2 separate regions of the Homo sapiens genome follow, and region 2 is linked to region 1. Evidence: read pairs that join two places in POLR2A ChIA-PET (ENCODE). Cell type or tissue: MCF 10A. All regions are shown on one strand. Each heading gives the region's core, and the rest is flanking DNA. Links, peaks and the distances in the headings are about the cores only.

Evidence for each region. Peaks named below come from ENCODE experiments on the same cell type or tissue, not always from the same donor. Only the 100,000 strongest peaks of a DNase experiment are listed, where the experiment ranks them.
Region 2: POLR2A ChIA-PET joins it to region 1 with 18 read pairs; 24 of 35 experiments call an interaction of 5 or more read pairs at or near these places.

Annotation. Positions count from the first base shown.
Region 1 is chr6:25,965,815-25,977,548 of GRCh38, reverse strand. It overlaps TRIM38 (tripartite motif containing 38), which reads right to left. Exons shown (of 8, transcript NM_006355.5): 3 at 10,616-11,214; 4 at 8,129-8,224; 5 at 5,450-5,680; 6 at 4,473-4,495; 7 at 4,264-4,376. The coding sequence starts at 11,026. Among named protein-coding and RNA genes, the nearest start is that of TRIM38, 8.9 kb to the right of the region's middle. RefSeq lists an enhancer at 5,331-6,530. In MCF 10A, for the core only: no CTCF peak of the experiment used is centred there; no DNase peak of the experiment used is centred there.
Region 2 is chr6:26,022,540-26,034,273 of GRCh38, reverse strand. It overlaps H4C2 (H4 clustered histone 2), which reads left to right and starts at 6,991. Exons shown (of 1, transcript NM_003544.3): 1 at 6,991-7,378. The coding sequence starts at 7,022. The coding sequence ends at 7,333. It overlaps H3C2 (H3 clustered histone 2), which reads left to right and starts at 2,175. Exons shown (of 1, transcript NM_003537.4): 1 at 2,175-2,685. The coding sequence starts at 2,214. The coding sequence ends at 2,624. It overlaps H2AC4 (H2A clustered histone 4), which reads left to right and starts at 656. Exons shown (of 1, transcript NM_003513.3): 1 at 656-1,182. The coding sequence starts at 706. The coding sequence ends at 1,098. RefSeq lists enhancers at 5,166-5,751, 5,752-6,336, 6,337-6,922, 6,899-7,218, 7,239-7,298 and 7 more and a silencer at 699-798. In MCF 10A, for the core only: a CTCF peak has its summit at 7,813 (motif pointing left); DNase peaks (open chromatin) are centred at 6,943 and 7,833.

The DNA.
Region 1 (11,734 bases), core at 7,110-9,609:
GCAAGTGCACACCACCACACCTGGCTAATTTTTGTATTTTTAGTAGAGATAGGGTTTCACAATGCTGGCCAGGCTGGTCTCAAACTCCTGCCCTCAAGTGATCCTCCTGCCTCGGCCTCCCAATGTGCTGGGATTACAGGCGTAAGCCACTGTACCCGGCCTCCTCCTTTAATAGACAGGGTCTAGCTCTGTTGCCCAGGCTGGGTACAGTGGCGTGATCATAGCTTACTGCAGCCTCGAACTCCTGGGCTCAGGAGATCCTCCTGCCCTAGTCTCCCCAGTAGCTGGAACTACAGGCATAGCACACGGGGCTAATAAAATTAATTAGGTGATAAAATTCACTGCCCACTGATGACTAAGCTCTTTGGACATAAAAGACACAGACCTTGAAGGAAAATGTGTCTACTTAATTTTGAAACCCTATTTATCAAAAAACAGGATGAAAATGCAAAATGCCATCCACATGCCAGAAGATATCAGCTATAATAAGTTCCCATAAATCAATAAGGAAAAGAACCCAATAAAAATTATTAAACCACAGTAAATCATGGGTAAATCACAGAGGCCTGAAGGGCTAATGGACATACAAAAAGAATCTCAATCTCACTAGTGAAATCAGAAAAGCACAAATTAAGTACACAATTAGGTACCATTTTAAATCTGTAAGACTGTCAAAATCATAAATTATATAAGTAAAGACTCAGGGAGTTTTGGAGGAGTGAGAGCTCTTATATTGCTTGTGGGGTAGAATTGGAACAATTTCAAGATCTGTAGTATCTGGTAAAATTATGATATGCATCCCTCACACCAGCATGTCACTCCAAGGTATCTCCCTGGAGGGAACATTTACGGGACACAAGGAAGCATGGATAAGAATGTTCACAGTAGTATTGTCTGCAACAGCAACAACAACAAAAAAACCCAACTACACACAACTTCAATGCCCAGTCCACAAGGCAATGGATTAAATAAACTTCAGGCCGGAGATGGTGGTTCATGCCTGTAATCCCAACACTTTAGAAGGCCGAGGCGAGAGGACTGCTTGAGCCCAGGAGTTCAAGACCAGCCTGAACAAAATAAAGAGATAGTGTTTCTACAAAAAATTTTTAAAAAATTAGCCAGACGTGGCAGTGCTTGCCTGTGGTCCCAGCTACTGGGGAAGCTGACGTGGGAGGATTGCTTAAGCCCAGGAATTTAAGGCTGCAGGGAGCCATGATGGGGCCATTGCACTCCAGCCTGGGTGACAGAGTGAGACCCTGTCTAAAAGAGATAAGTAAATAACAACTTTGCATTTTCTGCCACATTGCAAAATGGTGAGAGAGTGGTTTCTAGACTCTAGACTCTTTCTATGACTACCTTCTAGTTATGAGATCCTACAACACTCACCTAACCTCTCTGTGTCATATTTCCTCCTCTATAAAGCAAAAATGCCCCATATAGAGAGGACTGTGATATAAAACAAGAACCAAGAAAAGTAAAGCTTTTCTAATCTGTCACAGACTAAAGAGTGCTCAGTATATGTGAGTCATTATTCCTGGTGCTGGTAGGAGTGTATGTTACAACTTTGAGTCAAGTAATATGGTACCATATATTAAGATTAACAACAACCTCGGCAATCCCAGTTTGGGGTATGTTCCCAAAAGAAATGAAAGCACCAGGATATAAGGATGCATGGACTAGAAAGTTATTGTAGCAACATTGTAATAACTAAGTTCTAAAAACAGCCTGAAGCTCCATCAGTAGGGATATGGTTACATATATTTATTATATTCTTATGGAATATTAGACATAAAAAGTAACGAGTAACATAGAAGAGACAGTGTATATATGTTACGTTTGTACAAACTTAGGGAAAGATATAGATCACCCTACCTAGAGAAGTCAGATTGGAGACGGGTGGGAAAAACCTTGAACTTTCTCCTTATATCCTTTATATTGTTTGACTGATTAAAATGTATTTGTTGCATCTGCTTGAAGGCAATGTAAAATAAAATAAACATACATTTAAAAATAAAAATAAAATTTATTCCTATCACTTTTGTAATAAAGCTGGGCACAGTGACTAACACTTGTAATCCTAGCACTTTGGGAGGCAGAGACAGGCAGATCACCTGAGGTCAGGGGTTTGAGACCAGCCTGGCCAACATTGTGAAACCCCATCTCTACTAAAAATACAAAAATCAGCCAGGCATAGTGGTGCGTACCTGTAATCCCACGCTACCCGGGAGGCTGAGGCGCTGGAACCCAGGAGGCAGAGGCTGCAGTGAGCTGAGATTGCGGCACTGCAAGCCAGCCTGGGTAACAGCGAGACTCCATCTCAAAAAAAAATTTGAAAAAAGAAAAATTTTAATAAACAGTGTTTAAGAGGGGAGAAATATTTAGTTAAAAGATAAGCCCATTTAAGAAATAGTTTCACTTGACCCGGAAGGCGGAGCTTGCAGTGAGCCGAGATCGCACCACTGCACTCCAGCCTGGGCGACAGAGCGAGACTCTGTCTCAAAAAAAAAAAAAAAGAAAGAAAGAAAGAAAGAAATAGTTTCACTTGAACCATATTATGATTCCTTCTGTAAAAGATGAGAGTAGGCAAATTGACTCAGTGAAATCCCAGCAAAACTTACACAAAGTCTTGTTCTTCCTTCCTGTCATCTGTATAGGATGAAATACAGAGTGCTTTTGGGTTTTGTTGTTGTTTGTTGTTGTGTATTTGAGGGGAACACAGGTCTATAATTCCTTTTCTGAAATCCCTGGAACAAAATGGGCTTTGCCATTCAAATTAGTTTAGAAGTTATAAAGGCAAAAAAATGCATATACTCTAAAGTTCAACCCCATCATGGCCTAAGGCAGAGCCCTGTAATCAAATTCATCAATATATCTGCAGCAAAACATTTATTCAAATTAAGTGGGATAAATAAAGACTTTTAAATAGTCTCATCTCAGTGCCGTTCAGGGTTGGCCACTGTGGAAGACAGACTCAAGGGTGGCCTTCTATGATTCCTGCCTCTTGGTGTTCACACCCTCGTAAAATTCCTTGTCTTTGAGTGTGAGCAGGGCTTATGAATTGCTTCTGACCAATAGGATATGGCAAAGATGATGGGATATAATTTCTATGATTACGTTTCATTATGTAAGACTCCATCTTGCTGGCAGATTTTCTCTAAAGAGTCTGTCTCCTGAGCTCTCTCTGAAGAAATAACTGGCCATGTTAGAAGCCCATGTGCAAAGAGCTGAGGGGTGGCCTGTAGAAGCTGTGGGCAACCTCCAGCCAACAGCCAGAAATAACCAGGGCCAAAGTCCTGCAACCATCAGGAAAGAAATTCTGCCTGCTACCTCAGTGAGCTTGGAAGTGGATTCTTCCTTAGCCTAGCCTCCAGATAAGAACACAGCCTGACCAACACCTTAACTGCAGCCTTATCAGACCCTAAGCAGCAGGCCCAACTAAGCTGTGCCCAGATTCCTGAACCACAAAAATTGAGATAACATATCAGTGTTGTATTAAGGTTCTAAATTATGGTAATTTGTTTGTACTAATAGATAACTAATATAACCACCAAATCATTTCAGGTTAGGCCAGATTTTTGTAGCCAAATGAATCATGATAAAACTTTCCATTTTCAGGGGTTTTTTTGATTTTGTACTTACGGATACAAATTTGTGAAAGTATAGTCAGCACTGATTTAAAAAATCAAGGGAGCAGGAAACTCAGTAAATGGTTCTAACATTTTGGAATCTGTAAATTGGTTGTAACATTTGTCATCTGTGTTATCTAAGTCAAGTTCCTAAAATATGTGAATGATAGGTTATCATACTCACCTACTTTTCTTGCATTGCTCTAAGAGTTGGCTGAGCTATTGATAATAAACACTATGATCAGATCTAATACCATGATGTGCTATTATGATCATGTGTCAGTCACAGGGCTAAGCACTTTGTACATGTTGATGCATTTAATTTTGATGATAACTCAATGAAGTAGGAGCTGTTAATATTTTCATTTTTCAGAGGGGGAAACCAAGTCACTTGGAGTAACATGGCTAATAAGTGAAAGAATAAGAATTTGAAAGGTTTGCACAGATAACCAGAATGCAATGCTCATCACATTCACTGAGCAGTGAATCATACTAACTAGAGAAAGTATGAAAGCTCTACTGAAATTAACTAAACAACCTCTCTGGCTGTGAGCCTGCCAAGGGACAGGTGGTAAACTTGGTTACTGCATAAGGCCCCTTCTATCCACAGTATTCAGGAATTCTTTAGTGAACATACCTTGATGACTCCTTAACATTTTCTTCACATCGAAGTAAAGCTTGGAAACATTGCACATAGTATGAAGTTCCAAGGAGACAGCCTCTGATGTTTCCAGCTTCACAGCCCAACTCCTAGAATAAGCAGAGGCGAGAGATTTCTTCAGAGGTGCATTCCATTCATTTCTATATACGCACACCCCTCCCCTCCTGCATTCAAACAGGACTTACCTGCTCAAAGTGTCATTCACATTCTATAAAGAAACAAAAAGAAAAGGTGAGCATGGGAACATCGGTATTTCATGGGGCTTGTCATGCAGGGCTATTCTTCTTTGCTTTACCCGAAGAAGTAAAGAGAGTTACCCTAGTCTTAGTCTTAGATATTGATGGATACTCAAACAAAGTAATTCCCACCAGTCTTAGGTATTGATGGATACCCAGATGGAATAATTCCTACCAGCTTCTGGGAGATTCAGCATGGCAGGATGTTTATCAACATTTGCATCTATTCTCATCCTTGCTGAAGTCTGAGGGCCAGGAGCTTTGTCCATGCTCCCTCTGTAAGGACTAGCTTTTGGTGATCGGATTTCCTTCACAGTGAGCCCAGATTAGAGAACACTTATCATAAAGGTCCTTAGTGGTGAATCTGTGCACAGCCCTGAGACTGGGCCACTGCCACTAAGATGGTGGTAGCAGGTATCACACAGTGGTAAAGCAATCATGCTATACACTCAGCCTTACAGTATAGTCACCAATCCTGTTAGTTAGAACCAGAATTAATGGCTCCAGATGTTTATCTTCCTACAGATAAAGCTGTAGATTGTACCATAACAGCTCTGGAGCAAGGGTTCTACAAGCAAATCAGGGAAAAGGTTATCACTCATTTTGGCTGCCCCACTTCATCACCCATCAGTCACCTAGTGGAGTATTTCAGGAGAGAGTCAACAACCAGGGTTCTCTGCACATGGGCCAAGGAGGCAAACAGTGGTAAATGTTATCCCGTGGTTTCATTTGGCCAAGCTGTGTTCCCTCAGAAGTTTATTTTTCTAATTGACATAAAGGTACCCTATAAATTAGTGAAGGCCAGCCTGATGGCACTGATGTACATCTAAAAGAAACATTACTTTATCTTCCCATGCTTCCTTACCATTCTCCTTTAATAGCACTATAACATACCTTTTTTCCCTACTCCAAGTACACAGCCTCACCTGCAGCAATTTCTGGGCTGAGCCCTGACATTTTTCCTCCAGTTCCAGGATGTGGCTCTTGAGTTCATTGCTCTTCAGCCCCAGACCAGCCTCATAGTCCCTCAGTCTACTCAGAGTCTGTTGTTCTTCTTTCTCCAGCCTCCAGAGATAAGACTTCTCTTCCTCATGTAGGAAACACTGGAGATTCTTAAAGTCAGACCGGATTTTTTGTCTCTGAATCTGTACCTTCTCCTGGAGTCAAGAAAGTATGGTCAAAAGGTGGAAGTAAACCAAATGTCCATCTATGGATGAATGGATAAACAAGAATGAAAGTCTGACACACGCTACTACATGACAAGCCTTGAAGACATTCAAGCAAAATAAGCCAGAAACAAAAGGGCAAATATTGTAAGACTTTGCTTATACAAGGCATCTGGAGTAGTTAAGTTCATAGAGACAGAAAGTAAAATAGTGGTTACAAGGTGTTGGCAAGACCAGAAAATGGACAGTTATTGTTTAATGGGTAGTGAGTTTCAGTTTAGAAGATGAAAGATGAAACTGAGTTGCAGTTTGGAGATGGGAATGGTGATGGTTGCACAACAATGTAACAATGTAAAAGCACTTAATTCTACTGAACTATATACTTAAAAGTGGTTAAATGCTTAAGTGTTATATATATTTTCACACAAACACACACACACACACAATCAGCCACTGGGACATTATTTTCTCATGAGTCACTGAAGCTGGAAGAATGTCCCCAGTTTCCTGCTGCAGAGTCATGTGTGGGAGGCAGGCACTCAGATGTGGAAGAGGTTGCCTCAGATTCCTTATAGTCACCCAATTAATTTTCTTGTTCTTCAGCCAAGACACAGGAGAAAGCTGGGTTAGGAGTGCTAGATAATTTAATTGTGAAACTAGGGCCAAGTTCAAACACTTTATCAGTTACAAGGATAAAAAGAGGTTTTTACTTATGATTTAAGAAGTTAGATTTCTGAGTTGGAGCGATTTTCTTGAAGTAAAAGCTTATAATGAACATCACCCAGACTGGATTTTAAGACAACCAGGCTGGTAAGAGGGTCCATAATTCTTGGCAGGGGGAGCTTTGAGTGTGACAGGCATTTATTATGGTTAACTGAGAAATACTGTTCTACTACCCTAGGGTCATCTTAAGCATTCCTATGTGTAAGACTGACAGAAATCAAGTGAAACTCTCATCTGAGGAGATGTAAAGTTGCAATTTCCATTAGTGCTGTCTAAATTAATGCAGTGGGAGTGTGTATTCAGGGCAATTTGAATCTATGTTCTTGGATTGCAGTCTTCAAACTTGGCCCAAATAAACTCTCTACTTATCTTAAAAAAATAAAAATTAAAAAATAAAAATAAATTCATACAGTGTTTTGATGACTATGATATAGAAGAAGGGTCTTTGACTTAGGATGAGGTGGAATTTTTGTGTAGGAGACAGGTGCAGCTTTAACTCTTGTATAGACGGGTTTTCATATATGTTAGTTACAATCAAGGTCTTCCCCATTGCCCAAGATCCTAGAAATGGGGGAAGTAAGAGTGTACTCAGGAGCTCAAGAGCAACATCCACAAACAAAGATCAGGGTAGAGGTTAGAGAGGACTCCTGAAAGAGAGAAAATTGGTAATCAGCTTGTGGGATTTTACTGCAAGCTAGTGAATTATATAAATATAAAGATTGGTGCAAAAGTAATTGTGGTTTTTGCCTTTACTTTAATGGCAAAGACCGCAATTACTTTTGCACAAACCTAAATATTTCCATAAAAGAATGTGGCTCTGATAATGTGGAGGTTAGTCAGCCACGGAAATAATCTGAAAGTTTGTAGTTGCAAGTGTGTAGGTTGTTGCATTACTTGTGATGTACTTATAAATCAAGTATAGGCCGGGTGCAGTGGCTCACGCCTGTAATCCCAGCACTTTGGGAGGCTGAGGTGGGTGAATCACGAGGTCAGGAGATCAAGACCATCCTGGCCAACATGGTGAAACCCCGTCTCTACTAAAATACAAAAAATTAGCCAGGCATGGTAGCACATGCCTGTAATCCCAGCTACTCAAGAGGCTGAGGCAGGGGAATTGCTTGAACCCGGGAGGTGGACATTGCAGTGAGCTGAGATCGCACCACTACACTCCAGCAAGACTCCATCTCAAAAAATAGTAATAATTTAAAAATAAATAAATAAATAAAGTATATTTCTTTCATCAGCTTCATGAGCTAGAGTAGTATGAATTTCAATCTGGAGTGATCCTGTTTTCTAAGTGTTCACAAAGCTTGGTTTCTGTACCTGTAAAGTTGAGAGCCAGATGCTCCACTGTGGTAAAAGTGCCAGGGTAATGAGTTGAGGCCTGCAAACCAGGTTTATTTTGACGTATTTAAAGTTTGAGACCCACTCGATGCTTTTTCTAGGTAAATAGTCATACTAATTCTGCTTCTTCTGACTGAAGTATCAGGAATCCCAGCCAACTACAGTTTAAAGATGGAAAGATTGGTGCTAAATACTCATGGATGTAAACCTGGAACCAGGGGCATAAGTACAAATAATGGTTTCTTCCTTGGGTTTCATTTTTTCAATCTGGTTTAGTGAGAATAAATCCTCATTGTGCTTTTCCTCAATCATCCCCTATGCCTAAGCTCTAGAATGGAAAATAGCTTGAGATCAATGAAGTCAGATTCTTACTTTCCATTTAGTTATTCGCATTGCTGTGGACAGCTTCTGCTCCGTACATCTGTCTTCAAGTTGCTTCAGTTTTGTCACAGCTTTCTGGAGCTTTTCCTGAAGGAAAAATTTGATAAGTGAAGCCTATTCAATTTGACTCTTCATTAGGGACCTAGGGGGAATCCCAATCTTCTAAGATATATTTGAATAATAGTGAATATTTATAGAGTCCTCATTGTTTTTTGCTAGAGAGCATGCTAAAGGCTATATGTGCAGGAACATACTGATCCCCTTGGCAACCCTGAATAGTTGGTAGGATTTTAAACTTCATTTCTGTGCTGTAGAAAATGAGACTAAGAAAGGGGTAAAATAACTTGCCCAAAGGGCTATGACTGCCAGGTGGTGGAGCAACAATTGCAATCTCATCTGCTGACCCAGAGCCTGAGCTATGTCCACCACTAGAGTCCTGCCAGGAAAAAGTTGGATATAGAACAAGGTAATCATCATCTAAAAGATTTTGTAAAACAACATGCTGAACCAAGCAAAACCAATACCAGTGTTTGGCACACATGAAATTTTGTGTCTTATGAGTCAGGAAAAATCAGGATGCCAGCTGGTTATTAGAAACAGTTCATGGAAGAGGGGAATTCTGGTATCTTTTGAACAATGGTATCATGAATCCAATTTAAAATGATTTAGTATTCATGTCAAGCTTTTAGCTTATTCTTCAAAACAGTTTCTCATATTTCTATTGAAAGTGATTTGAAGCTGACCCAAATTGCTAATTGTAGTCAATGCTGAAAGAATTGTCTCCTGTCCTCTGTAAACCCAACAAGTATACTCATTCATTCTCGAGTGTTCTCAGGAAAAGGTTCTATGTAACTGTTTTAGCAAAAGATGACATTGTCCTTACTATATGCCAAGTGCTATTCTATGCATTCTATATTTTAATGTCCTCAAAGCTTATAACCACCTCCTGTGTATGTGTTTTAGGGAGGGAGGACACTGCTATTATCCCCATTTACAGATGGAGAAACCAAGGTGTGAAGACATTAAGTAACGTGCCCAAAATTGCCCATCTAGTAAGTGACAAAACTCAATTTCAACATAAGCTGGTTCCTTTTCTTACTACTTGGTGGAAAAGTAATTCAAATGGGAATATGATCATCGCAGTTATTAGCTGCTCCATGGAGTTTAAGGAAGAGCTGCCATGAGCTGAGTGGTGGTCATGATTGACATGTCCTTAGAAGGACTTAGAGCCTTCATACAAGACCACCTCTGCCTCATGGAGGACAGAATAAGGAGCCTGACACTGGAGACAACATTTTCCTCAAATTTAGGCAGGACAGAGAAGGAAAAAGGACATCAGGACTATGCCCATTCCTCCATGCTGCCAACAGCAAAGTCCCACCTTCCTTAATATGCTTTCTGGCAAGAAATCTGGATGGTACACAAAACCTCTCCCTCTGCTTCACCTTCCACAACCAAGCATTTCCAAATCTTTGACTCTTCTTCCTGAATCGTGCTTAAAATCTGCCCTCTCCTCCCTTTCTTATACGGATAGTTTGAATTTTACTCCTTGATATTCCTTTTATCATAGACATGCCACAGTAGCTGGGCACAGTGGTTCATGCCTCTAATCCCAGCATTTTGGGAGGCTGAGATGGGAGGGAGACCAGGGGTTTGAGGCCAGTATAAGCAAGAAAGGCAGACCATGTCTCTACAAAAAATAAAAAAATTATCCAGGTATGGTGGGGCATCCCTGTAGTCCTAGCTACTTGGGAGGCTGAGGTGGGAGGATTGCTTGAGCCCCAGAAGGTTGAGGCTGCAGTGAGCCGAGATTGCACCATTGTACTCCAACCTGGGATACAGAGCAAGACCCTACCTCAGGAAAAAAAAAAAAAAAAAAAAAAAAAAGTAGAGGTACCAGAGTGATATTTTCAATGTCACTGACCCTTCATTCCCCAAATGAAAATCCCCCAATAGGTGTTCAATTTTTACGTGTCCTTCAGGAGTTACTTCTAAGATGAACCACTCTCTACCCTAAATGTCCCTCCCCACCACCAAAACCAGGGACCTCCAGGCAGACATTTTTGATGGTTTGTTTTCTTTACTAGACTGTAGATACCTAAAAGGTGATGGGTCTTTCTTCCCTGTTTTCAGGCCCTACTGCATGGCTTTACATATTGTGGTTTTTCAAATGATATTCATGGTGTGAAACAAGAAAAAATGCGGGTGTTTGGTTTGAGAACAACCTGTTCTAAAGCAAAAAGAAATTCATCATAACACAAATGGATAGAGATAAGAGTCCAACCATCCCATTGAAGGTCAGGATGGACAGTCTAGATAATTGAGCAAGAAATCATCATAAACTATTTTTCAGAAGAATGACATGATGAAAGCTGTATTTCCAAGTCATAATGTTAGGTTTCAAGTTAAATCATCTCAGCTCCTGGGGAGCAGGATAAGACTTGGTACTTACCAAAGCTCCCGGGCCCACACACTCACCTTGTAGCCCTGGCATACGTCTTCAACAAGAGCTGTGGTGTGCCCTTTGTGCTGTGGTGCCCGCTCACAGCGCCAGCAGATGAGCTGCCCCTCGTCTTCGCAGAACAGGTGGAACTGCTCTCCGTGTTCCTCACATGACATTTCTTGATCCGTCTCTTTGAGGGCTTCAATGAGGCTTCCCAGCTGCTTGTTGGGTCGGAGGCTATCCATATGAAATGGAGCCCGACACTGGGGACAGCAGAATGTCTCCTGCCTCAGTTGCTTTTGGCTTGGGTTTTTAAAGAAGTCTGTTATACACAAGTGGCAGTAGCTGTGTCCACAGTTGATGCTTACTGGGTTCGTCATCAGGCTCAGGCAGATGGAGCAGGTGGCTTCCTCCATCATCTTCTTGGTGCTGGTGGTTGAGGCCATAGCTTTTATTGAAAAGCTCCAATATTGGCTCTAGAGATGGAGATGAAGCAGCCAGAATTTTCCACCGTGATGAAAATACACCTCACCTGCACCTCTATGTGATGAGCTGGCTGCAACTGACTTCCATAGGTCTTGAAGGTTTTCCTTCCAACCCCTATTATCTCATTTTGTATTGAAGAAAAGAGGACCTAAAAGGAAGAAGTTGAGGCTGAGGTTGTTTGGGCCACGTTTGAGAACTGCAACCCAAGTGCAGAGTTTCAAGTTGCCCTCATTAGCAAGCAGTTACAAGTGGTTGTTTAGAGGAAAAAAAGCAGTTTTAAAGCAGTTTTAAAGTTGTTTGCCAAGAATTTACATTAAAATAGCATAAGCTTTTGACTGGCTATACATTGTTCTTTGTATTACAAATCTCGGGAATATGTAGGTAATAGATGAGGCAGCCAGTCAGGAACAAAATGCTTTTAAACATGGGGTCTTAACTGAAGACCTATACTCCTGCCTCACTTGTCCTGATAAATTTTGCATACCTCACATAGCTCAGACTGCTCTAAATTATTTCATTATTTTTCTTTTCTCAGTCTTCTAACTTTTTTTTTTTTTTTTAATGAGACGGAGTCTCACTCTGTCACCCAGGCTGGAGTGCAGTGACGCTATCTCGGCTCACTGCACCTCCGCCTCCCGGGTTCAAGCGATTCTCCTGCCTCAGCCTCC
Region 2 (11,734 bases), core at 5,662-8,161, 58 kb before region 1:
CTGTCGCCCACGCTGGAGTGTGGTGGCTCTATGTGAACTCACTGCAACCTCCTCCTCTCGGGTTCAAGCGATCCTCCCACCTCAGCTTCTCGAGTAACTGGAACTACAGGCGTGCACTACCAAGCCCGGCTTTTTTTTTTCTTTTTCTCCCCCGTTTCTTTTTTGGTTATTTTACTGGAGACAGGGTTTCTCCATGTTGTCCACGCTGGTCTCGAACGCCTGACCCGCCGTCCTCGGCCTCCCAAAGTGCTGGTATTACGGGCATGAGCCACTGCGCCCGATTTGAAGGACCTCTTAAATATCTATTTAGAAATTGGTCGGAGTCCACTCCTTTCCAAAAACATGAGTCACAATCCGGGAAAAGCACGAGCGGCTGAAAGTCAAAATAACCAGAACAAAACCTCCACTCATGCTTAAAAAAGGTATTTTGACAAAATCCTAATTCGGCCAATTATTATTAGTATTCAAGTCGAAGGCTCGTCAAGCCAGACTGGGGATTGGGTCAAACATAAACCTTACACCAGACGGAAGGATTACATGCAAATGAAGGATGCAGATTCTGATTTCCCATTGGGTATTTGACATTAGCCAATGGGAGAATTCCTCACAGCCTACCTCCAGTCAGTATAAATACTTCTCTGCCTTGCGTTCTAATGTAGTTTCATTACATTTTCTTGTGGCGATTTTCCCTTATCAGAAGTAGTTATGTCTGGTCGCGGCAAACAAGGCGGTAAAGCTCGCGCCAAGGCTAAGACTCGGTCTTCTCGTGCAGGTTTGCAGTTTCCTGTGGGCCGAGTGCACCGCCTGCTCCGCAAAGGCAACTACTCCGAGCGCGTCGGGGCTGGCGCGCCGGTGTATCTCGCGGCGGTGCTTGAGTACCTGACCGCCGAGATCCTGGAGCTGGCGGGCAATGCGGCCCGCGACAACAAGAAGACCCGCATCATCCCGCGCCACCTGCAATTGGCCATCCGCAATGACGAGGAGCTTAATAAACTCTTGGGGCGTGTGACCATCGCGCAGGGTGGCGTTTTGCCTAATATTCAGGCGGTGCTGCTGCCTAAGAAAACTGAGAGCCATCATAAGGCCAAGGGAAAGTGAAGAGTTAACGCTTCATGCACTGCTGTTTTTCTGTCAGCAGACAAAATCAGCCTAACAGCAAAGGCTCTTTTCAGAGCCACCTACGACTTCCATTAAATGAGCTGTTGTGCTTTGGATTATGCCGCCCATAAAGATGTTTTTGAGGTGTTTTTAATGGCTTTGAGTGTGGCACTTTTAGTAATTTGTCCTGCAGAAATTAGATCCATAGAAACCTCAGGAATTCTAGGTATGTGGGAGAAGTGCCATGCAGCACAAAACATGTTTACAGGGGTGATTCGCGTTAAGTTTCACACACAGCAGTTACTACATTTTAGAGGAAGGAAATTATACCCATGAGTGCATTCCTAACTATCTTGAATGGAAGTGTTAAAACCCGCATGCCCCACACAAGTTTGAATATGTCATACCATTTGCTGTAGCAATTAATGGCATACACAATTGAGAGCACACACATTACCACTGAACATTTGAGTATGTATTTCCCAAAATGAGCTTTTTTCCAGTTTGGGGATGTTTTGCTTTGTTTTGGGGTGGAGTCTCCCTCTCGCCCAAGCTGCAGTGCAGCGGCGTGATAACAGCTCACTGTAACCTCGAACTCGGGCTCAAGCGATCCTCTTGACAGCCTTCTGAGTAGCTGGGATTACAGGCGAGAGCCGCCACGCCCGGCTAAGAGCATTTTTCTAATTGCCCACACTTCTTATGCGACACCCAGAAAAATACAATTTTAAATAAAGCGCATATGCAAATTTCCCTAATCGTCTCCAATATTCTCTGATTTCTTTTTTATATTTTAACTAGAAACAATTGGAGGTTTCCGCGTTGCTTTGTGTGGTTGTAAATTTTAAGACTTCAGGAAACTTTTCCAGTACAAGACTTGTCCACAGTGGATATAGCAGCTAAGGGGTTAACAAAATGACGTCAGAGTAGCTACGGTAATGGGCAGGAGCCTCTCTTAATCTGCAACCAGGCACAGAGATGGACCAATCCAAGAAGGGCGCGGGGATTTTTGAATTTTCTTGGGTCCAATAGTTGGTGGTCTGACTCTATAAAAGAAGAGTAGCTCTTTCCTTTCCTCCACAGACGTCTCTGCAGGCAAGCTTTTCTGTGGTTTTGCCATGGCTCGTACTAAACAGACAGCTCGGAAATCCACCGGCGGTAAAGCGCCACGCAAGCAGCTGGCTACCAAGGCTGCTCGCAAGAGCGCGCCGGCTACCGGCGGCGTGAAAAAGCCTCACCGTTACCGCCCGGGCACTGTGGCTCTGCGCGAGATCCGCCGCTACCAAAAGTCGACCGAGTTGCTGATTCGGAAGCTGCCGTTCCAGCGCCTGGTGCGAGAAATCGCCCAAGACTTCAAGACCGATCTTCGCTTCCAGAGCTCTGCGGTGATGGCGCTGCAGGAGGCTTGTGAGGCCTACTTGGTAGGGCTCTTTGAGGACACAAACCTTTGCGCCATCCATGCTAAGCGAGTGACTATTATGCCCAAAGACATCCAGCTCGCTCGCCGCATTCGCGGAGAAAGAGCGTAAATGTAAAGTCACTTTTTCATCAGTCTTAAAACCCAAAGGCTCTTTTCAGAGCCACCCACTTATTCCAACGAAAGTAGCTGTGATAATTTTTTGTTGTCTTAACAGAACAAATTTCTAAGGACCCCCCCGGAAAGCATTAGACTATGGTCTTAAAGTTGATTAACAGAAATAACGGTTTGGTCAGTCTTGCAGTGTAGGTTATTTCTGACCTTATTAAGGTGCTATTTGGAGAGAAGCTGTGTAAGTCCACTATCATTCAGGCCTCTAGCTTGCTATGATTAGCATTTGTTTAAACAACTTTGTAAGAGTAAGGGAAAAATCTGGTAAGTAGTTAACTGGCGCTTACTAGGCATTTTTGCAAAGCTTTGAAAAGATTAGAAAATTGTGTCTTGCGAGTTCCAGTGTCTTCCTCAAAATGCTTAGGAAGATTTTCTCAGCTCAATACATAGTCCCCTAGGTTTTCTCATATATTATATATATATATATATATATATATACTGTTAAATTCATTTGGCTGTTAACATTAACCTGAAATTTATTCTGGTGCAAAATGTGAGGCAGGGATCTAACTGGCTCTCATTTTATCCATAGCTAGCTACCCACTTTAAATCTGTCAGTCTGTCGACCAAGCATAATTTAATCCCTTATATATGAATTTTTATATGTGTGGCTTTGCTTGTAAATAGTCTATCTGGTTGCATTGCTTTGTCTCCTCTAGGACTATGCACCATGACATGCCACATTCTTTTTTTCAGTACTTCTTGCCTGTAGTTATTAAAATCTAGAATTTACAAGTTTTAACCATTTTCTTTCTGTTGATCTTGCTTTTCGGTTTTGGAGGTTGGGGATTGAGTACTGGAAGAAAATTTAGAGGGATGGGAATACTGTACGCAAACAAAAGTAATATTTACTTTAAAATTTTTATATTTTGTATTTTTTTATCATATAGCTTTTACATCACATTTTACAGACTAACTTTAGAACAACCACAGAATGTCCAACATTAAAACTACTAATTCCAAAGACCTTGCCTCACATTCTTTTTTACAATAAATATTTTTTACACCTAACATTCTTTCTTGGCCTACATCTAGAATGTAAACTGATGTACCATACTAAAATCGCCTGACCAACTGTCAACAACAACAAATCACACACACAAAAGATTAAATTTGAATTGCATCGTTTACTTAAATTCATTTGTGTTCCAGCTTTTAATAAGGCAGTTTTTGGTTTATAAAGTAATATTTGCATTTTAAAAATTATGAAAATGAATATGTCAGTTTGTTTTATGATTCGTTTTTCTTGACTCTTATACAAGCGACTCTAACTGGCATAGACATTTGTTATCCACAGACAGTATAGATATGTTAGAGATGCCAATGGACTTGGTCTATGCCAAGGTGACTACTCACAAGCTCTGGGCCCAGCTGAAGGTCAAGTATTTTTTTTCCAGTTATAGATGTGCTGGATCTGATGTATAGCGCTTGACTTTTTATATTTTCTTTATCTGTAGGAAACAAATGTGTTGGAGGTACTGGGTCTGACGAATAGCATAAAAGAATAAAGTTACATTACTGTCTGAGGATCAGATGGACAGGGGGTGGTAGCTCAGTCCAGCTATTTTCCACTCCCTCACTTACATTCTTTGCCCCCTCCTCAACAGAACAAGGATTCTGCTGTAACTCTTCATTGACAGTTGATATTTAAAAATTAACGAATGGATGAAATTCTCATTTGTGAAAGAAAATTTATTGAGCATTTTGTATTTGTGAGTAGTGCAAACATTTTAATATTATATTAAGAATCTATTGTTTTGTATTAGAGGAGTAATTAAGGAGAGATTGGAGACAAAAAGGGGGTGTTGTTTGCAGAATATACCATCCAAAAATAGACCACTGTGGGATCAGGATTCTTTTGAGCTAAAGGCACTTCAAAAACAGCATTCAAGAAGGGAATTCTTCTAAACTTTTCTTTCTGAAAACAGGAGATAAAAGTTCCAATGTGAAAAATGCTCTGCTTGTACCAGGTGAAAAGACATATTCTTCAGCCCAGAGGCATAGATGAGATAATTCTGCACAAACACAGCAGGGAGTCATAGCCGAGAGACTTCTATACACAAACAAACCTTGTTAAAATAATCATATATTCCTTTAATCTCCTCATATGGTTTACTTTCCCACAATTGCCTCTCTTTAACTTAATGTGAAAGCATTTAGCTTTTGCCATTTCTTTGGGGCTTCACTTTTTTATGAGGGTTCTCCTGTCCCATAAAATTTACATTAAATACATTTGTATGCTTTCATTCTGCTAATCTGTTTTATGGCAAATGAATTATCAGGTCCAGCTGGAGACCCTAACAGAGTAGAGGTAAAATTTTGCCTCCCTACAAGATAGAGATTGTGTGCATTAAATGTTGTTTGTTCCCAGTTGTTCAGTTTGTCAGGCCTCTGAGCCGAAGCTAAGCCATCATATCCCCTGTGAACTGCACGTATGCCTCTAGATGGCCTGAAGTAACTGAAGAAACACAAAAGAAGTGAAAATGCCCTGTTCCTGCCTTAACTGATGACATTACCTTGTGAAATTCCTTCTCCTGGCTCATCCTGACTCAAAAGCTCCCCCACTGAGCACCTTGTGACCCCCACCCCTGCCAGCCAGAGAACAACCCCCTTTGACTGTAATTTTCCACTATCTACCCAAATCTTATAAAACGGACCCACCCCATCTCCCTTCGCTGACTCTTTTCGGACTCAGCCCGCCTGCACCCAGGTAGAATAAACAGCCTTGTTGCTCACACAAACCCTGTTTGATGGTCTCTTCACACGGACGCGCCTGAAACAGTTTAACAGGGTTTTTCCTGCCCAGTCACAACAAAGTGATGTTATGCTGCAGGCTGAAGTTTACAGCTAATGCTGTTGAAGTCTAAAATCAGTTTTGGTTTGTTAGATTTGGGTGAGATGGCTAAGATTCTCAGAGAAAGAAGTCAAGTTTGGGGTGCATTTTTCAGACTTAAAAATTTAGCAGTAGCCCTTGCAGTTTTTCCAATAGAAGTGATTTAAGAATGTTTTCAGGAAATTTAAAACAACAGTGAGAAGCGTGTATGGAGAGTTGAACTACACTCCAGACTTGGCTATAGGAAAGCACGAATGCTGCTATTGTATTGCACCTTGGAAAAGAGAACAAAGGAATATTTTCGGACAATTTTAACATGTCACATATGAAAAGCTAAACGGAATCTGTCAACACCTTGTACGTTATTACAGGCTGTGATTTTAAAAAAACAATCCTTACTAATACATACATAGTTGCTGCTAGCAATATAGTGTTGGGAGTAAAAACACGAAAATGAGAGTTCAGGACAATATCCCAACTCTGAGCAGATTTTTTTAAGTAGTAACATCTAAAATTAAACCATATTATGTAATATTTATTTCTTTTCCACAGTCTCTTCTCATGCCTCGTTCACATTAGCTAATTAAAAGTCCCCTGAGTATCATCATAACCCGATTTACAGATGAAGGCACGGTTGCAATGAGCTATCACCCTCTTCTGAATGAGACAGTACAGTGTGAAGGATAGCAAAACTCCACTCCCATCCTCTTAGGGCTCTGGCTGGACCAGCAAATTAAATTAATGTAAAATGGATTAACAGGAGAAAGGTATATGCATTTATTTAACACAGGTTTTACGTGACACAGGTGCTCTCATAAGGTAATGAAAGCCCAAAAAAAGCAGTTAGCTACTTATATAATGAATTGGACAATTAGTAAAATGTAAAAATGCGCTAAAGCAAAGGGATTTAGGCTAGAATATATAACTGTGTAGAGAAGCGCCCAGCAAGGGCTAGTGCAAGGTTTGTACAGAATTCTCTTGGCCTCAGCCTCCTATCCTTGAGAAGAATGTTGCTTTTTTTAAACTACAGTGAGAACATCTTTCATATGAGAATTTCACCTACTGCTTCTAAGAAACAGGTCAGCTTTCAAGAAAACATAAGGCCAGAGTGATCTTTTCACGCCTGCTCTTTTAAGTACCTTTGAATAGTCAATATGTCTTCAAGCACTTGAAAGACTTAAAAAGTTTACCACTCCGGCATATTAGTGAAAGCCCTTAATATAAGCCCTTATTAAAATTCTCAGTCGAGGGTATAAATTCAGATTCAAATAGTAGTGTCGTAAACGGGAGGGAAAAACTAAAGGGATTAAAAAGTGAAACTATTGTGTTCTCCCTCGCAGTCCTTAGGTCACTGCCCCTCGAGGGGCGGAGCAAAAAGTGAGGCAGCAACGCCTCCTTATCCTCGCTCCCGCTTTCAGTTCTCAATAAGGTCCGATGTTCGTGTATAAATGCTCGTGGCTTGCTTTCTTTTCGCGTACCTGGTTTTTGTTGTCAGCTGGTTAGACATGTCTGGTCGCGGCAAAGGCGGTAAAGGTTTGGGTAAGGGAGGTGCCAAGCGTCACCGAAAAGTGCTGCGGGATAACATCCAAGGCATCACCAAACCGGCCATTCGGCGCCTTGCTAGGCGTGGTGGGGTTAAGCGAATTTCCGGTTTGATTTATGAGGAGACTCGTGGCGTTCTCAAGGTGTTTCTGGAGAACGTGATCCGGGACGCCGTGACCTACACGGAGCACGCCAAGCGCAAGACTGTCACTGCCATGGATGTGGTTTACGCGCTCAAGCGTCAAGGACGCACTCTGTACGGCTTCGGCGGTTAATCTTTTCGTCAGTTTTCTTCCAATGGCCCTTTTCAGGGCCGCCCACTCCCTCTCAGAAAGAGCTGTGATTGTATTCTTTCGGATGGTAACATCTCAATGGCTTTACTCGGCTATTCTGCCTAGTATGTAGAACTATTATAAACCAGTTGGGAGAGACCAGGTTGTTTGGTCTGAGTGGCTGCTAAAGCAGAAATCAGCTAAGTAAACGAGGTCTCCGAGATAAGTGAGCTATAAACTTCAATGCTATAGTTTTGACATGTCAAGCAACTTAACGTGCAGCGCGAGTCCGATAAATGAGTAGCTCAGCTTTTTAGTTTTAAAAACGAGTTGTGCGTTATTTGTACGAGAGCCTAAGATGCTAGCTGCCTGGAACTGAGTAGGTGGATTAAAATGGGTGTCAGGTCTGTTTTCCCAGGCGTATCTGACTTAACGTCAGCAAAAGCTGTACTTTTAGCTTCCCTGGTAACACCTGCCGTCCTTAACCGCCCCCTGCCGGTAGCGCCAGAAGCCTTTACTTCCATTTCTAGTTGAGCTTGGCGTCCTGCTGAGTGACGTCACCTCCCCCTTCTCTGGAGTAGGACTGGCGGTTAAAGCTGCTTTGCTATTTTCAGTCCTCAGGCTGGAGGCTCCCCTAAGCAGGCTGCCTACGCAGTTCGTAAATTCCCACTTAGTAGACTAAGGGAGTCTGTTTTATAAATAAGGACTCAAATTTCTTCTGACTCCGAGGTCCGTGGCAGCAGCTATAAGATGGAAGCCCCCTCTGATGTAAGATTCTCAGATGACTTGCATCTTCACTGTACCTGTCAACCCAATAGTCTTCTATTCCTGCCTTAAATTGTAAATTCCAAAACTGATTTAATTGTGAAAGTTTCAAACTGTACGACCTAGGAAGTGTCAAAGTTAGGTGACCAGATTTTTAGAAGTCAGCCAAATATTCAGCATCTTTGATTTAGTAACAAATATATTGATGGCTACTTCAGCAAAAAAAATCAACTTTGTTTTCTGGTTACTTTGCTAACAAGCTTCTCCTGACAGGAGGATATAGTGAATAGGCAGTTGAATAAGTGAGTTCGGGTGAGAGGTCTGAGCTGGAGATAAAAATGTGTGAGTCATCAGCAGATAAATAAATGCTGAGACCAGATGAGATGGCTAAAAACTGAAACATAATGTAGTGCAGCATTGTTTGTAATAGTAAATGAGTGGCAACTGTAAAGTTTTCATCAGAAAGGACTAGAGTGATCTATACATCCATAAAATAGAGTATTTCTCTACACAGCCCTACTAAAGAATGAGAAAGCTGTACTCCACTACATACTCTGGTGTACTCTGGCTCAGTTCTTGGACTCCTCTTTTCTTGGCTAACTCAACTGGCCTCACCACTTACATGCTCTGTGCTCTGTCAAATAGTTTGTTCAACAGAACACCACGGCCTAGCTGTAAGTGCCACGTTAACTTCTAGCAATGCCAAAGCCTGTGATAGTGGCAGCTTCGGGCTGTTTCTCATTCCCGGGATGCCTAACCACCTCTCCAAATTCTATCAGTTTGCTTCCACCCACTTCAAGCTTCAGAACGAAACATAGAGCTTAAGAAATATAGGCCCGGCAAGGTGGCTCACGCCTGTAATCCCGGCACTTTGGAAAGCTGAGCCTGGTGGATCACCTGGGGTCAGGGGTTCGAGACCAGCCTGGCCAATATTGTGAAACCCCGTCTCTACTAAAAAAAAAAAAAAAATTAGCTGGGCATGGTTGCGGGCGACTGTAATCCAAGCTACTCGGGAGGGTGAGACAGGAGAATAGCTTGAACTCGGGAGGCAGAAGTTGCAGTGAGTTGAGATCGCGCTATTACACTTAGGCCTGGGAGACAAGAGTGAAACTGTGTCTCTAAATAAGTGTTTGCAATTATAAACCATCTCCCTGACCTTAAATCTCTAGACTCATATACAACTGCATATTTGATGTATCTAATTGAATAATGGGCATCTCGAACTTGTCCAAAATATGTTTATACGTAAACACCAAGTCTGTTCTTCCTCTGATATTTGTCATGTCAATCAATAGAACTCCATTCTTCAAGCAGCTTGGGCCAGGAATTGTGCAATATTGTTTGTCCTGAGCTTCTTACAACTTTCACCCAATGCAGTCAGCTCTGTTGAAAATCAATCAGAATACCTTTCATTGTTTTCTTTGCTGCTTCTCTAGGAGCAAGCTGCCATGGCGGTTTGTCTGAATGACCACAGTGACCCCAAACTGGTCTTTGTTTTCACTTTTAATCCCCCTGTCATACAGTTTTTTCTCTATCCAGCATCAACAGTGATCCTTTTTGAAGGTATTATGTCCACTGTCTGCTGAAAAGATTCCACTGGCTTTCCATCACCTTCATAATAAAAACCAGCATCCTTATCATAGCCTACAAGTAAGATGACCAACCATTACAGTTTGCCTGACTCTCAGGGGTTTCTCAGGGTGTAAGACTTACAGTGCTGAAACTTAGAAAGTTCCAAGCAAACTAGGATGAGCTGCTCAACCTACTAGATCTGTACTCTGGCTACCCTCTGACCTCATTCTCTTCGCAGTTCTTTCTCTTCACTGACCTTGCTGTTTCTGGAATGGACCAAGCATTTCCAGCATCAGCACCTTTATATCTATTCTTTCTCCCTAGAAGGGTCTTGTCCTGGATATCTGAATGGCTCTAGATCTCATTTCATTCAAGCCTCTCCTCAAATACCAACCTTACGAAAGAGACCTCCCATAATCATCCCTTGTAAAATAAGCTTTTCTGCTCATTTAGCATATATATATATAGTTGACTATCCTCAATAGCATATATATATAACATTTCCCCACCTAGAATTATATATGTAATAATATATTTAACAAAAAATACATATAACTAGATATATTTTATTTTGTGTTTGTTCTCTCTCCCCCAACTGGAATATATTTTTTGAAGGTAGGGACTTTGTTTTGTCCCAGAAGTATCCCTAGCACCTTGAACAGGGCTGACGTTTAACAGGTAGTTTATGGAGGTTTGTTGAATGAAAGGATGTGTGAATTTTCTATGTAAGTCTCCAGGCTCTCCACTAAGCCCACCAGAATGCTAACACAATCAATTCCCCATCTCATTCCTTGACCTGCCACTGCCTGAAGCAATCAGCGTGCAGTTTCTCTTTAGAAAATCTGGGGGATAGTCTAGGGGTTGCAAATTAAGCAACATTATCTTTGTTCTGAACAAGGACTGCATGAGTGTTAGGACTGAAGAAGGCCCAAGGTGGTGGTGGGTATGCCTAAGATGAGTATGACATATCAGCAATGCTATGAACATAGCAATGCTATGAAAGGCCAGGCAAAACGTAACAGGAGCTAGTCGTGGCTTATTGTTACAACGACTATACCTCCCATATGGGTAATCGATATCCACACACCCCTCTACATTGACTCTGGAATTCAGGAAAGGGAATTAAAATTTTCTAACTTATGTACCCCAATGATTTCAACAATATCTGGCATATGAGATCAATAAATATCTTTAAAATACCAACTAAGAAAGACATAAAATGACCCACCCTCCATACCAGGCTCATTTTTGCTCCTCTGATTCCTGAAACTATCCAGAATGCAGCTATGAATTCTCTCCATTGTCAGTTTTAAATTAAGCCAAGCTGGGTACTTGTGTAATTCCTCAAGAAATCCTGGATGAAAACTGTCAGGTGGAAAACAGGACCTCAAAATAAAGAGACATCCATCACTGAAGCTAACATCGTGAGGCTGAAATCAGTCCTATAACAATGGTACCAAAAAGAGCACAATGAGAGGCATTTGTGAATATTTACTCAGATGAGAGTAAGATATTTCCCTATCAGCTAACCTGAAGTTCACATCCCTTTTCCAGCTGAGTTCTGAAGCTAGATGTACTTAACTGGAACACATAACTGCATCAGGAACATCCTTTAAAACTATGGCTACCATGGCTTGACTGGACAAACCCCAGGCTTCCAGGTTTAGCACAGGTGGCCCTTCACAGACCAACATTGCCTATGCTACCAACCTCATGTCCTACCACCCTGCTTGCATCATTTCTCTCTCTGCATATATAAAAATATATGTGTATGTATATAATCAGCTTTATTGATATTTAATGTACCACAAAATTTGCCCACTTTAGGTACAGTTCAATGAATTTTACCGTGTTTTCTTAGTTGTACAACCATCATCACAATTTAATTTCGGAATATTTCTATCACCCAAATTTCCATTTCTGCGTAAAGGGGGAAAAAAAAAGGTTAACTGCTGAAGGCCGCGGTAACACTGAAAAAGGTGCCTTTTCTCTCTAAAACAGATTTTAATCTCCCCTGAATTTAGTGTCCTGGGTATTCCAGGAGTCTGAATAGGGTTTCAATTTTCA